3 separate regions of the Mus musculus genome follow, and all the other regions are linked to region 1. The links are chromatin loops, found by intact Hi-C in ENCODE. Cell type or tissue: gastrocnemius. All regions are shown on one strand.

Evidence for each region. Hi-C counts contacts between places; a loop is a spot of excess contacts. Peaks named below come from ENCODE experiments on the same cell type or tissue, not always from the same donor. Only the 100,000 strongest peaks of a DNase experiment are listed, where the experiment ranks them.
Region 2: it touches region 1 in a loop (2.1-fold over the local background); 1 of 42 quality-filtered maps calls a loop at or near these places.
Region 3: a loop joins it to region 1, with 2.3 times the contacts of the local background. A loop is called at or near these places in 1 of 42 quality-filtered maps.

Annotation. Positions count from the first base shown.
Region 1 is chr1:59,481,894-59,485,893 of GRCm38, forward strand. Fzd7 (frizzled class receptor 7) reads left to right here and starts at 254. Exons shown (of 1, transcript NM_008057.3): 1 at 254-4,000. The coding sequence starts at 1,067. The coding sequence ends at 2,785. In gastrocnemius, CTCF peaks have their summits at 243 and 2,046; DNase peaks (open chromatin) are centred at 173, 631, 1,080, 1,652 and 3 more places; H3K4me3 peaks cover 4,000 bases; H3K27ac peaks cover 4,000 bases.
Region 2 is chr1:59,339,545-59,343,544 of GRCm38, forward strand. All of the region lies in intron 12 of Cdk15 (cyclin-dependent kinase 15), which reads left to right. Among named protein-coding and RNA genes, the nearest start is that of Gm51625, 27 kb to the right of the region's middle. RefSeq lists an enhancer at 1,318-2,502. In gastrocnemius, a CTCF peak has its summit at 1,913; DNase peaks (open chromatin) are centred at 1,591 and 1,880; H3K4me3 peaks cover 943 bases; H3K27ac peaks cover 1,196 bases.
Region 3 is chr1:59,688,250-59,692,249 of GRCm38, forward strand. It overlaps Nop58 (NOP58 ribonucleoprotein), which reads left to right. Exons shown (of 15, transcript NM_018868.2): 2 at 2,237-2,313. It overlaps Snord70 (small nucleolar RNA, C/D box 70), which reads left to right and starts at 3,709; the gene lies at 3,709-3,761. In gastrocnemius, a CTCF peak has its summit at 2,404 (motif pointing left); no DNase peak of the experiment used is centred here.

The sequences.
Region 1 (4,000 bases):
CTTTTCTCTCAGTCCCCCGCCCCTCCCCTCAGGAATCCGCCCAGAGCTCTTTAAGCACCGCCTTCCTTGTTTCCTCGGCCGCCCCTTCCGACTTCCACCCAATCGGAACAGGTCCACAGAGAAAACAAAGCGCGCTATTGGATGTCCAGAGGGCTCGGGGCCCGCCCCCGGAGTGGTTTGTGAATGGGGGGAGGGGAGGGGGCGGGGCGGCCCGCAGCCCTGCAAGCCCGACGCTTCTTCTAGCCACCAGTGCGGCTCCCAGGCGTTACTCCGCGCTCCTTCCCTGGCGGGCGGTGCTGGACGCGGAGAGTCGCGGGCTGGGACTGCGCGGGGCAGGAGAGGCCGGGTGCAGGCAGGCCGCGGGTGCAGGGGCCTCGGCGCTTCGGATTCCGTGCAACTCCGTTTCCAAAACCAGCTTGTCCAGCTCTTACCTCCCGAGCACCGATCAGACTCAAAGCGAGAACGAGCCATTTGACTTGAAACTTGGGGCCGACCTTCCTAGGACTGAAGGAGGCTCCAGAATCAGAAGAGGCGGCTGCAGTGGCCCGCGGGGCCTCAAGGAGAGAAGGCGGAGCAGCACCACCGAGGCGACGGCCGGGGCGAGCAGGCAGGGACGCAGGGCGCTGGCCTGGCGGAGGCCTGGCTCGGTTTAGGGGACGTGCGTATCGGCGTGCGCCCGGGGCTCGAGAAACTTGGGCAAACTTTGAAGGGTAACCGGAGAAGCTTGTTGCTCGTCGCCGCAGAGAAAGCCGCACCGTTACGTCTCGGCGGGGAGGGTAAGGCGACACCCCTTCCCTCGATCCCCCACTCCAGGCCCAGGAGTTTGAACCTCCGGCGGCTGCGTGAGTGCCACGCGGAGGCGGCTGCGGCGCCCCCTCGGCTGGCGGCCTCGCCCCCGCTGTGCAGGCACCCTAGCACCCTCGGCTCCGCGCCGCCCACGGCCCGGCCCCGGCGCCGGGAGGACTCTCATGCGCCGGGCGCGGCGGCGCCTCCCTGTATCCAAGCCTCTCCCCAGCGCCTCGTCTTTTTCCTCCAGCTGAGAACGCCGCTGCACTCGCGACCGGCGATGCGGGGCCCCGGCACGGCGGCGTCGCACTCGCCCCTGGGCCTCTGCGCCCTGGTGCTTGCTCTTCTGGGCGCGCTGCCCACGGACACCCGGGCTCAGCCATATCACGGCGAGAAAGGCATCTCGGTACCGGACCACGGCTTCTGCCAGCCCATCTCCATCCCGTTGTGCACGGATATCGCCTACAACCAGACCATCCTGCCCAACCTGCTGGGCCACACGAACCAAGAGGACGCGGGCCTCGAGGTGCACCAGTTCTACCCTCTGGTAAAGGTGCAGTGTTCTCCTGAGCTACGCTTCTTCTTATGCTCTATGTACGCACCCGTGTGCACCGTGCTCGACCAAGCCATTCCTCCGTGCCGTTCCTTGTGCGAGCGCGCCCGACAGGGCTGCGAGGCGCTCATGAACAAGTTCGGCTTCCAGTGGCCAGAGCGGTTGCGCTGCGAGAACTTCCCAGTGCACGGTGCCGGCGAGATCTGCGTGGGGCAGAACACGTCCGACGGCTCCGGGGGCGCGGGCGGCAGTCCCACCGCCTACCCTACTGCTCCCTACCTGCCAGACCCACCTTTCACTGCGATGTCCCCCTCAGATGGCAGAGGCCGCTTGTCTTTCCCCTTCTCGTGTCCGCGCCAGCTCAAGGTGCCCCCCTACCTGGGCTACCGCTTCCTAGGTGAGCGTGACTGCGGTGCCCCGTGTGAGCCGGGCCGTGCTAACGGCCTCATGTACTTTAAAGAAGAGGAGAGACGGTTCGCCCGCCTCTGGGTGGGTGTGTGGTCAGTGCTGTGCTGCGCCTCGACGCTCTTCACGGTGCTCACCTACCTAGTGGACATGCGTCGCTTCAGCTATCCAGAGCGACCCATCATCTTCCTGTCGGGTTGCTACTTCATGGTGGCAGTGGCGCACGTGGCAGGCTTCCTGCTAGAGGACCGTGCCGTGTGCGTGGAGCGCTTCTCGGACGATGGCTACCGCACGGTGGCGCAGGGCACCAAGAAGGAGGGCTGCACCATCCTCTTCATGGTGCTTTACTTCTTCGGTATGGCCAGCTCCATCTGGTGGGTCATTCTGTCCCTCACTTGGTTCCTGGCAGCTGGCATGAAGTGGGGCCACGAGGCCATCGAGGCCAACTCGCAGTACTTTCATCTGGCCGCGTGGGCTGTGCCAGCGGTCAAGACAATCACCATTTTGGCCATGGGCCAGGTGGATGGTGACCTACTCAGTGGAGTGTGCTACGTGGGCCTGTCTAGTGTGGATGCATTGCGGGGCTTCGTGCTGGCGCCCTTGTTCGTCTACCTCTTCATCGGGACGTCCTTCCTGTTGGCCGGCTTTGTGTCTCTCTTTCGCATCCGCACCATCATGAAGCACGACGGCACCAAGACAGAGAAGCTGGAGAAGCTGATGGTGCGCATCGGCGTCTTCAGCGTGCTCTACACGGTGCCGGCCACCATCGTGTTGGCCTGCTACTTTTATGAGCAGGCCTTCCGAGAGCACTGGGAACGCACCTGGCTCCTGCAGACTTGCAAGAGCTACGCTGTGCCCTGCCCTCCGGGCCACTTCTCTCCCATGAGCCCCGACTTTACAGTCTTCATGATCAAGTACCTGATGACCATGATCGTGGGCATCACTACGGGCTTCTGGATCTGGTCGGGCAAGACCCTGCAGTCATGGCGTCGCTTCTACCACAGACTCAGCCACAGCAGCAAGGGGGAAACTGCGGTATGAGCCCCGGTCCTTACCCACCCTTGCCTCTTCTACCCTTTTACAGGAGGAGAGGCATGGTAGGGAGAGAACTGCTGGGTGGGGGCTTGTTTCCGTAAGCTACCTGCCCCCTCCACTGAGCTTTAACCTGGAAGTGAGAAGTTATTTGGAGGTGAGAAGAGATTTGGGGCGAGAGATGGTTTTGAGAGGAGGCCCAGATGAAAAAAGGCAAAGGCAGTGGCCGAAAAGACTTCTGGCTAAGACTTGCAGGACGATGCTAACTGTGAAAGATATGGACCGGCTAGGGCCTAAGGGAAAGGTTGAGACCAGCAGAGAGAGAGACTGGTGAGGTTTTCAGGCGCCAGAGATGAGCCAGGGCTGTGAGTCCAATCCCCTGCTGCAAGGCAAGTGGTTGTTCTCACTCTAGTGAAGGGGGGCTGGGAGGGGAGGGTGATACCGCTCTGTCTGTAGCCTAGGCTTTGTGGCCAAGATGGGGGGGACCTCCTGCGGTGCCCTTGTCAAGTGGTGGTCAAACCATAATCTCTTTTCACTGGGGCCAAACTGGAGCCCAGATGGGTTAATTTCCAGGGTCAGACCTTACAGTCCTCCTCCCGGGCCCCCTCCCGCCTGCTTTTCCTTCCCTACTCCTTTCAAGTCTAGTAAAATAAGCATTTGGAAGGCCGGGCCCTGCCTGCTAGAGTCCTAGCGTGAAGTTGGTTTTCAAGAGGAGGCCAAGAAGGCGAGTGGGAGATACAGTCTGCTACTTTTTAATTTGTTGCTACTTTTTCATTTTCTAGGGAAGGCAGAGAGAAAAAGAATGTTTTATTTGGTTTCATACCCTGAAAAAAAGTCATGACTTGTTGCTTTTCAAAACAGGAACGCATTCACACACACACACACCCCATCCCACCCCCCTTGTCTTTGTTGTAAGAGACAAAGCGGGAAACAAAAGTGTCTCCCTGAGGAAAGGCCTAACTGTGAAGCCAGCAGCTTTTACAGGCAAAGCCACAGAAATCCGAGGTTTTCCTTTGGTTGTTAATTTGGTTGAGATAAACATTCCTTTTTAAGGAAGAGTGAAGAGCAGCTTTCATACCCATTCAGGCACACGTTCTGACTTGGATAAAGGAAATGCTAGGAGTTTTGTTATTTGTTTTAAACAGATTTAATTCAGAACACATGATCTAATAGACTCGTTTGCTTAATGAAATCTCCTCCCATTCTACGCCCCCATAACCCAAA
Region 2 (4,000 bases), 140 kb before region 1:
GTTAGTTCCAGGACAGCCAGGGTTTTATAGAGGAACGCTGACTAAAGAAACTGAACAAAGCAAAACAAAACCTAGATGTATACAAATGTGATACACACACACACACACACACACACACACACACACACATAGTGGTTTGAACATTACAAAGTAAAAAATAATTTAATTACTGAGCCCTGGAGAATGGATTGGATAAATATTAATGTGTTGCCTGGGCACACAGTGCTGTGTACCATTTGCAGCTGCTCACAGGAGTGTGAGGTGCACTGGAAACAATTAAGCACATAAGGCCATAAGCTACATACACCAGAAAAGTAGGCCCAAGGGCAGCACATGACCTTAATCCCAGGATCTGAGAGGCAGCCTGGGTCACATAGCAATGCCATCTTCCAAAATGGAAAGGAAAGGAGAGGAGAGGAGAGGAGAGGAGAGGAGAGGAGAGGAGAGGAGAGGAGAGAGAGAAGAAAGGAGAGAGGAAGAGGAAGGAAAAGAGAAAAGCCAGCAAATGCCTTTAGCTTAGCACTCAGAAGGCAGCTACAGGTGGTTCTCTGTGAGTTCAAGGCCAGCCTGGTCTATATAGCAAATTTCAGGCCATCCATAAATATACAGTAAGACATTGACTCAAAATCCAAAAACAAAATTGAGAATATAAAATGGCATATTATAATGTACTTATGAAAGGTTATTTGCATGTGAACAGAACTGAAAGTTAATGTAGAGAATAAACACGTTCTAGAATACTGCGGATCATTTTCCCTCCTTTTCAGAATTTTCTGTAATGCTGGTGATGACATATTTTTTGGTTTTTAAGAATGGATTAAAGCAAAAATTGTTTAAGAGTTCTGAACTCTGGACTGAGAATTAAAGGCCTATGTTTTCTTGTTCTTTTTTTTTTTTTCTTTCCCAGACTCCAGATGCACCTCTGGCCTTCATAAGCCTTGATTTTCCCCATCTGCACAATGGGTTAACACTAGTTTCTTCTAACCCAGAATGAACTGAACATTTATGAAACCCTTGGCTCACTAAATATGAGGTTTCGCATAAGTGTGGTTCTAGGAGACAGGCGAGGTAGAGAGGAAAGACAAATAGGTACTAATTACCTTTAAAAGACAAGACCATCTGCTTCCATGGGAGATGACTGTGTCCTGTGCCCCTGGTCTGAGCTGTAAGTGCACTCTTGTGTTAGTTAGCACCTTCAGTGTAAGGTACCCTGAGATCCCTTGGGATTTGACGATATGAAGCTGCCATATCTCCACATGAGCCAAGAAGTTGGCCTTCTCATGCAGAAGTGTGTGTTCTGAGTAATCGAACACAGTAAGCAGCCGTAGCTGATGAATTGATGATGTGCAAGGACAGCAGGAAATCACATGACCAGGGAAACAGCAAAGAAACTCTTCAAGGCTAGATTAATCCCCAGACTCCTTGCGACTCCCGCTCTCTCCTGTAGCCAGGCAGGCTGAGGGAGATTTGGTTTCCTGTGCTGGTGACTCAGCACCCCAATCCCATGAAGTCACTTTCTGCACTTCAGTACGCAGGGCTTCCCCAGGTTATCAGTGCAGGGAGAGTAAACGGAGACACTGGGATCGGATTTCTAAGGAAGAGAGTCAAAGCAAGGTTTGAAAGGGGTGACAGCCAGCTGCCAGGAGCCCAGGAACTCAATTAGGCTGAGAGACAACTATCTCATTATCTCCTCTGAAATGATCTAAATACATAAGAATCTAAAAGTTTTAAATAAACTTGTCTTACCGACAGTCTAGATGACTGAATTCCCCTTCTCAAAAAACTTTTAAGCACCCACTTTCGTATTTATTTATTCTAAGCGCAAAGCCACCGTGGTAATTACGCTGTCAGATTCACTAAGCTAATGAGCAGTCACCGGAGTGGAAGGGCTTGCCTGGCTGAGATCACTGAGGGAGAGCCGTCTGCCGCCTCCTAGCTTCTCTCCTTTCCTTCCTATCTTTTTCTTCCCCGCTTTTACATTTTCTTTTACTGTGACTTAGGAAGGAGAGTCTGGCAATCCACAGCCAACTTGAATCCTTTTGATTAGTCTCTCTCTCTCTCTCAGCCTCTCTCCCTCCCCTCTCCTCTCCTCTCCTCTCCTCTCCTCTCCTCTCCTCTCCTCTCCTCTCCTCTCCTCTCCTCTCCTCTCCTCTCCTCTCCTCTCTCTTTACTTTCTCTGTCCCCCTCTTCCTCCCTCTCCCTCTTCTCCCTCTCCTTTCCTCTTCCTCTTCCCCTCCCCCTCTTCCCTCCTCTCCTTCTTCCCCTCCCCCCTCCCTCTCCCCCTCCCTTTCTTCTCCTCTTCCACTCCATTCCTATCCCTGCTTTTGAGGGGCAAGGGAGCCCCAGGGTAACCCGAGCTTTTCATGCCACTGTCTCCGAGGCAGGATTTCTCCTGGAGACAAACTCCTAAATCAGCCCAGATTTGAGTTGACAAAGAGTCTGCTAAGTGTACGCAATGTCTATCTTACTGTTTAGCTGTTTATGCTGTGGTGTAAGCTGGAGGAGAGAGTACAAAAGGGAATATTATAGCAACCCTGTGAAAAATGTCTTATTTGGATCAGCAAACATTAATCCTCTTCCCCATTCCAACCTAGCAAATCTATTATTTTAAACCAAAGATGTCAGAACTGCAGGTTTCCCACAGCATTGATACAGACCAAGCAAGGCAGAGCCAGCAGTGAAGGCTTCTTCTTTCCCCTTGGGTGTGAACAGCTTCAAGCACACAGCATCATTACAACATGTTATGCCTTTGGTATGCCAAGCATAGAAGCGCTGTCTCTGATAAATTATGAGCTACTCAGACCATGGGCCTGGAAAAGCAGGGCCTGCGTGCAAGGATGCTGAGAGCAAGTTCTGTGCACATGCTTGGTGACCTGGGCTCCTGACCTGCCCTGCTCATGCCCCAGCAACGGCAATTGTTCAGTGCCTACTTCGTGTCAGGAACTATGGAAGGCGTCTCATACACACATTCGATTGTGTTTAGCTCACAGCAATCTGCTGGGAAGTTTTGTTCTTCCCCTCTCGTGCAGATGAGTCCCCTAACTGAACGCTAACTTTGGAAGGACTTGGCCCATCAGCTCACTGAGTGCCCACAGAGACAGCGGTTATGTTATTACACAGGTGCCTGTGGGACTGCAAACTACCAGGGAGCCCACCCAATCAGATACAGACTTCCCCTGAAGGGCAATGCTTTTCTTTAAGAGTCATTTATACATTATAATGGGGTGAAAGCCATATGCATTCAGGAGAAATCATTAAATGGGCCTTCCATGCCTATGGGTTCCATGACTATACCTGTCAGTGTCAGATTCAGACAACCCCACATATTCAGGGGAAAGTGTGTCCTAACATAGAAAGTACCTAACATAGGCCAATTTTCTCTTGTTGTTATTTTCTTTAAGATGCTGTGTAACTATTTACACCGTGTGTACCACATTAGGTATAATATAGAGACACAGTAGCTCTGGATCCAGGACCCATGAGATGTCTTTATTCCAAGTTTTGGTCACTTTGGGGTCTAGCAATCCACTCTCTCCACACTGGGTTGTGGCAGATTGTTACATGTTCCCAGTAGCACAGTCACAAGGCAGAAAGAACCGGCATTCTGCAGTGTCCAGCATTGCTAAACTCTGACATTCCATATGTTAGGTATGTTAAATGTTTGCTATTGTTGTTTTAAGATAGGGTCTTAGTAAATGTATTTTTGCATTTGTTTATTTTGGGTATTTTGTCTGCATGTGTATCTGCACACCAGAAGAGGGTATCAGATCCTGTGGGACTACAGTTATAGCCCATTGTGAGCCACCATGTGGGTGCTGAGAATTGAAGTCAAGACTTCTGAGAGAACGACCAGTGCTTTTAACTGCTAAGCCATCTCTCCAGCCCTATTAAATACATTTTTGATGGAGCTGGAGAGATGTCTCAGTGATTAAAAGCAAGAGCTGTTTTTTCTGAGGACCAGTTCCTAGGTTCCATTCCCAGCACCCACACCATAGCACAT
Region 3 (4,000 bases), 210 kb after region 1:
GGCGCTAAAGAGATGGCTTAGTGGCTAAGAGCACTTGTTCTTGCAGAGGACCCAGCTTCCTGACACCCAGTCACATGGTGCCTCACAACTATTTGTACCTCCAGTTCTAGGGGACACTCTTGACCTCCAACAGCAGGCATGCAAGTGGTACACATACATGAATTCAGGCAAACACATTCATATAAAATAAAGCGAATGGTGGTAAAAATAAACCTTCCAAATACGACAGTTCTGTTAATCTGTTATCTTCTAATATTTTCTTTTTAAATAGAAGAAAATGTGAATTTTTCAAGAGTTACTCTCAATTTTTTTCTTGACAGTTGGTGAGCAATGAGTCTCAGAACAATTAGAAATTGAGACTTTTGTGTGGGTAAGATAACTTCTAATATATACTCATGGGTCTATATCATATACAAAATAAAATAACTAATTCAACTGGTGTATGCTATACAGTACAAGTTGTAGCTTACAATTTTTGACACCAGCACTGTTTTGTAATTGGTAGCTCTATTGCTTGATTTCTTCAGTCTTTCAAGTTTGTTTGATTAAAATTAAACTCTGAGGCTAGAGAGATAGCTCAGCCCTTAGGAGTCCTGGTTGTTCTTTCAGAGAACCTAGATTAAGTCTCAACACCTACGTTCAGCTCACAACCCTCTGTAATAACCTTTCAGGGAACCCATCTCCTCTGGCAACTGGTGCACAGACATGCAGGCAAAACACCCATGTACATAAGATAAAAGCATAGAGATAAAAGTTAATTGATATATATATATATATATATATACACACACACACACACATATATACACACACACATATGAGAGAATGAAATATATATCTGGTGCTGACCTCATTTGCTGCATAGTCAAGGATAACCCATAAATGTTAATATGTAACTGTTCTGTGATCTAGACCTGACAATTACCGGCTATTTTGTCAAAAAAAGTATGTGCATAATTGTATAGTGCATTGTGTCATAGTTAGCATGCTTTATTATAATGCTGATTATATTAACCTGTCATTAATTGTAAAATATCCCTATTTGAGGGGTGTTTGGTATAGAGAGTGTAGATTTGAGGATTGGCTTGATTTATCATACAGAAAATTGGTGTTGAAATGAATCTTTAATTTACTCTTTTGGATTTACTCTTTTGGTTTTTTGAGACAGGATTTCTCTGTAGCCATGGCTATTCTGGAACTCACTCAAGCTCAGAAATCTGTCTGCCTCTGCCTCTGCCTCCCAAGTGCTGGGATCAAAAGTGTGCGCCACCACTGCCTGGCTTTTTTTTTTTTTTCCCCCTCTACTTGCTCCAGTCAACTCTGCTTGCTCAGTCCCTGCTCCCTCTGACCCAAAGATTTATTTATTATTATACATAAATACACTGTAGTTTTCTTCAGACACACCAGAAGAGGGCACCAGATCTCATTATGGGTGGTTGTAAGCCACCATGTGGTTGCTGGTATTTGAACTCGGGACCTTCTGGAGAGCGGTGTTCTTACCCACTGAGCCATCTCTCCAGTCCCTTTAATTTACTCTTGATTTTATGTAAAGAAACCTATGTAAAGAAAGTCTTAAAAGTGGGTCAGAGGTTCTAGCTTAGTTAGGAATGCTTGCACAGAGCACCTTGAACACTGCGTAAACTGGCACATAGCCCATAATCCAGCACTGGGGATGTGAGGCAATGGTTTGTTTTTAATTATGTATGTATTTGTGAGTGCAAATGCCTGATTAGGCCAGGGGTACCTGATATGTCTGGAGCTGTAGTTGTAGGTGTGGCCTGTTGTGAACACCATATGTAGGTTTTGGCAGTATAACTTGAGTCCTGGAGAAGTACAACATACTCTCCCACTGAGCCCTCTTCTCAGCCCCAAAGCTTAACGATTTCATTTCATTAGTTAACCCCACTTACAGAAATCTGCCCTAAGTGTTTGTCAACACAAAAGTATGGTTAGGCACTTAGGAGAAAAAATTGAACACATTTAAATACCAGTAGGGACAGAAATTATTGTATACTCACACAAGTCTAGATTGGTAATAATATAGGAAAGATTCTAAAAGACTATAACTAGGTTTAACTTAGACAATTAATTTGACTATAACTTAATGCTGCATAAGAAAACTAGCTTATTTCAATAAGAGAAAAACTTTTTCCTCTTATTTTATGTGAATAGTTGTTAACTTGAAAAATAGTTGTATATGTCTAAATTGCTTTTGAAAAAAACTGGTTTATTGCAGGTTCTGAATGAGAAGAAACTTCAAGAGGTTGATAGTTTGTGGAAAGAATTTGAAACTCCAGAGAAAGCAAATAAAATGTAAGTAATCGGGCGGGTGAGGTGGTTCAGCGGGTAGGAGCACTGACTGCTCTTCCAAAGGTCCTGAGTTCGGATCCCAGCAACCACATGGTGGCTCACAACTCTCTGTAATAGGATCTGATGCCCTCTTCTGGCGTGTCTTAGGATAGCTACAGTGTACCTATGTATATTAATAAATAAATATTTTTTTTTTTTTAATGTAAGTAATCTTGAAGAATTTAGGTGTATAGTAGTTTGTGGGGACCTCCTCATTTGTATGCTATTTTCAGCTTTTTGGTTTTTGGAAATCTATTTTGTGAACAGTGTTAGTGTGAATTTAATGAAAGCTGGATTTTGTTTGGCAGTGTGGGTATTAAGACAGGTTGTAGTCTTTGCTGTCCTGGTAGTGCTGTAGATTAGGCTGACCTCGAACTCACTTGCTCTGTCTCCAGAATGCTGGGATTAAAGGTGTGCACCACCGCCCAGTAATTGAGGCTGTTTTATTTGGAACATTGGTCATCACAATTTGTACTGTAGATTACAGTGGGCAATTACCCAAGGGATATTTGAGGACATACTATACCATAATTAAATGTAAACTTTTCAAAGAAGGAGTTGTATAAAGTGTGAGCAAGTTTTCTTTTTTGTGGGTTGATAATTCAAAGGCTTTCTAGTTTACTCTGTAGTGTATTTATCTTCCATGACTTATTTCTGTCTAGCTCTTGGGGATAAAAGTAGGTTGTAAATTCTAGGTTTTAAAGTACTCCCATGTCTCCTCAACTAAATTGGTTGAGGGGCAAGGCAGTAGGGTAGAGTTAGGGTCAGCATTTAACCCTTCCTGAATCATCCTGTAAAATAACCCAGCAGGTGTGTGTAGTCCTGAGAAGAAACTCTGATCCAGTTGTCTACCCCCAAGGGAGGGGCCATACCTGTGGATGCCCATGTTTAGTCATACATCTGCTACTGCTGATAAATGCACCGAAGAGTAAAGCATGGCTAACTGAGAGAAAAGTGAAACATAAATACAGTCATCATTTGTGGTTCCATCAGTAATAGCATTGTTGAATTGATTGAGTATATATGCATGGGGTAGGTCTTTTAGTGATTTGGAGAGATGTTCATGATACACTGAGGAAAACCGTGCTCCAGAGTAATTTAATATAATTCCACTTATATCTCTCTGTATCCTTGAATATCTAGACAAGATCTGAGAGATAGAGAATGGAGTTTCATACAAGCAGAAATGGGGTTAGGATAGGACCAAGAAATACAATCAGTACTTTTTTCTTAGCATCTGTATGCTTATAAGTGTGCATTTGGACTATCAGCATTTACCTTTCCAGATAAGAAAAATTTGCTTCAACTAATAGTGTTTTAAGGAATATAGGAGACTTCATTGTTGTCAATGATGTATACCTTTTGGAACTGAATCTAAGTGATTTAACAAAAATTCGTCACTACCACTGAGACAACAATGAATTAACTAATACATTTTCTTTGTACAGAAAGCACTATCATATACATAAAGTATATGTATATGATTTCTCTGTATAGCCCTGGCTGACAATAAGCTATTTTTCAATCACACTTCTTCTACCTGGAGGGTTGGTTGGTTAGTGCTGAGGATAGAACCCTGGTCCTTGGCTATACTAGGAAATGCTCTACCATTGAACCAAATTTCCAACTTTGGTTTATTTAGTATATGCTA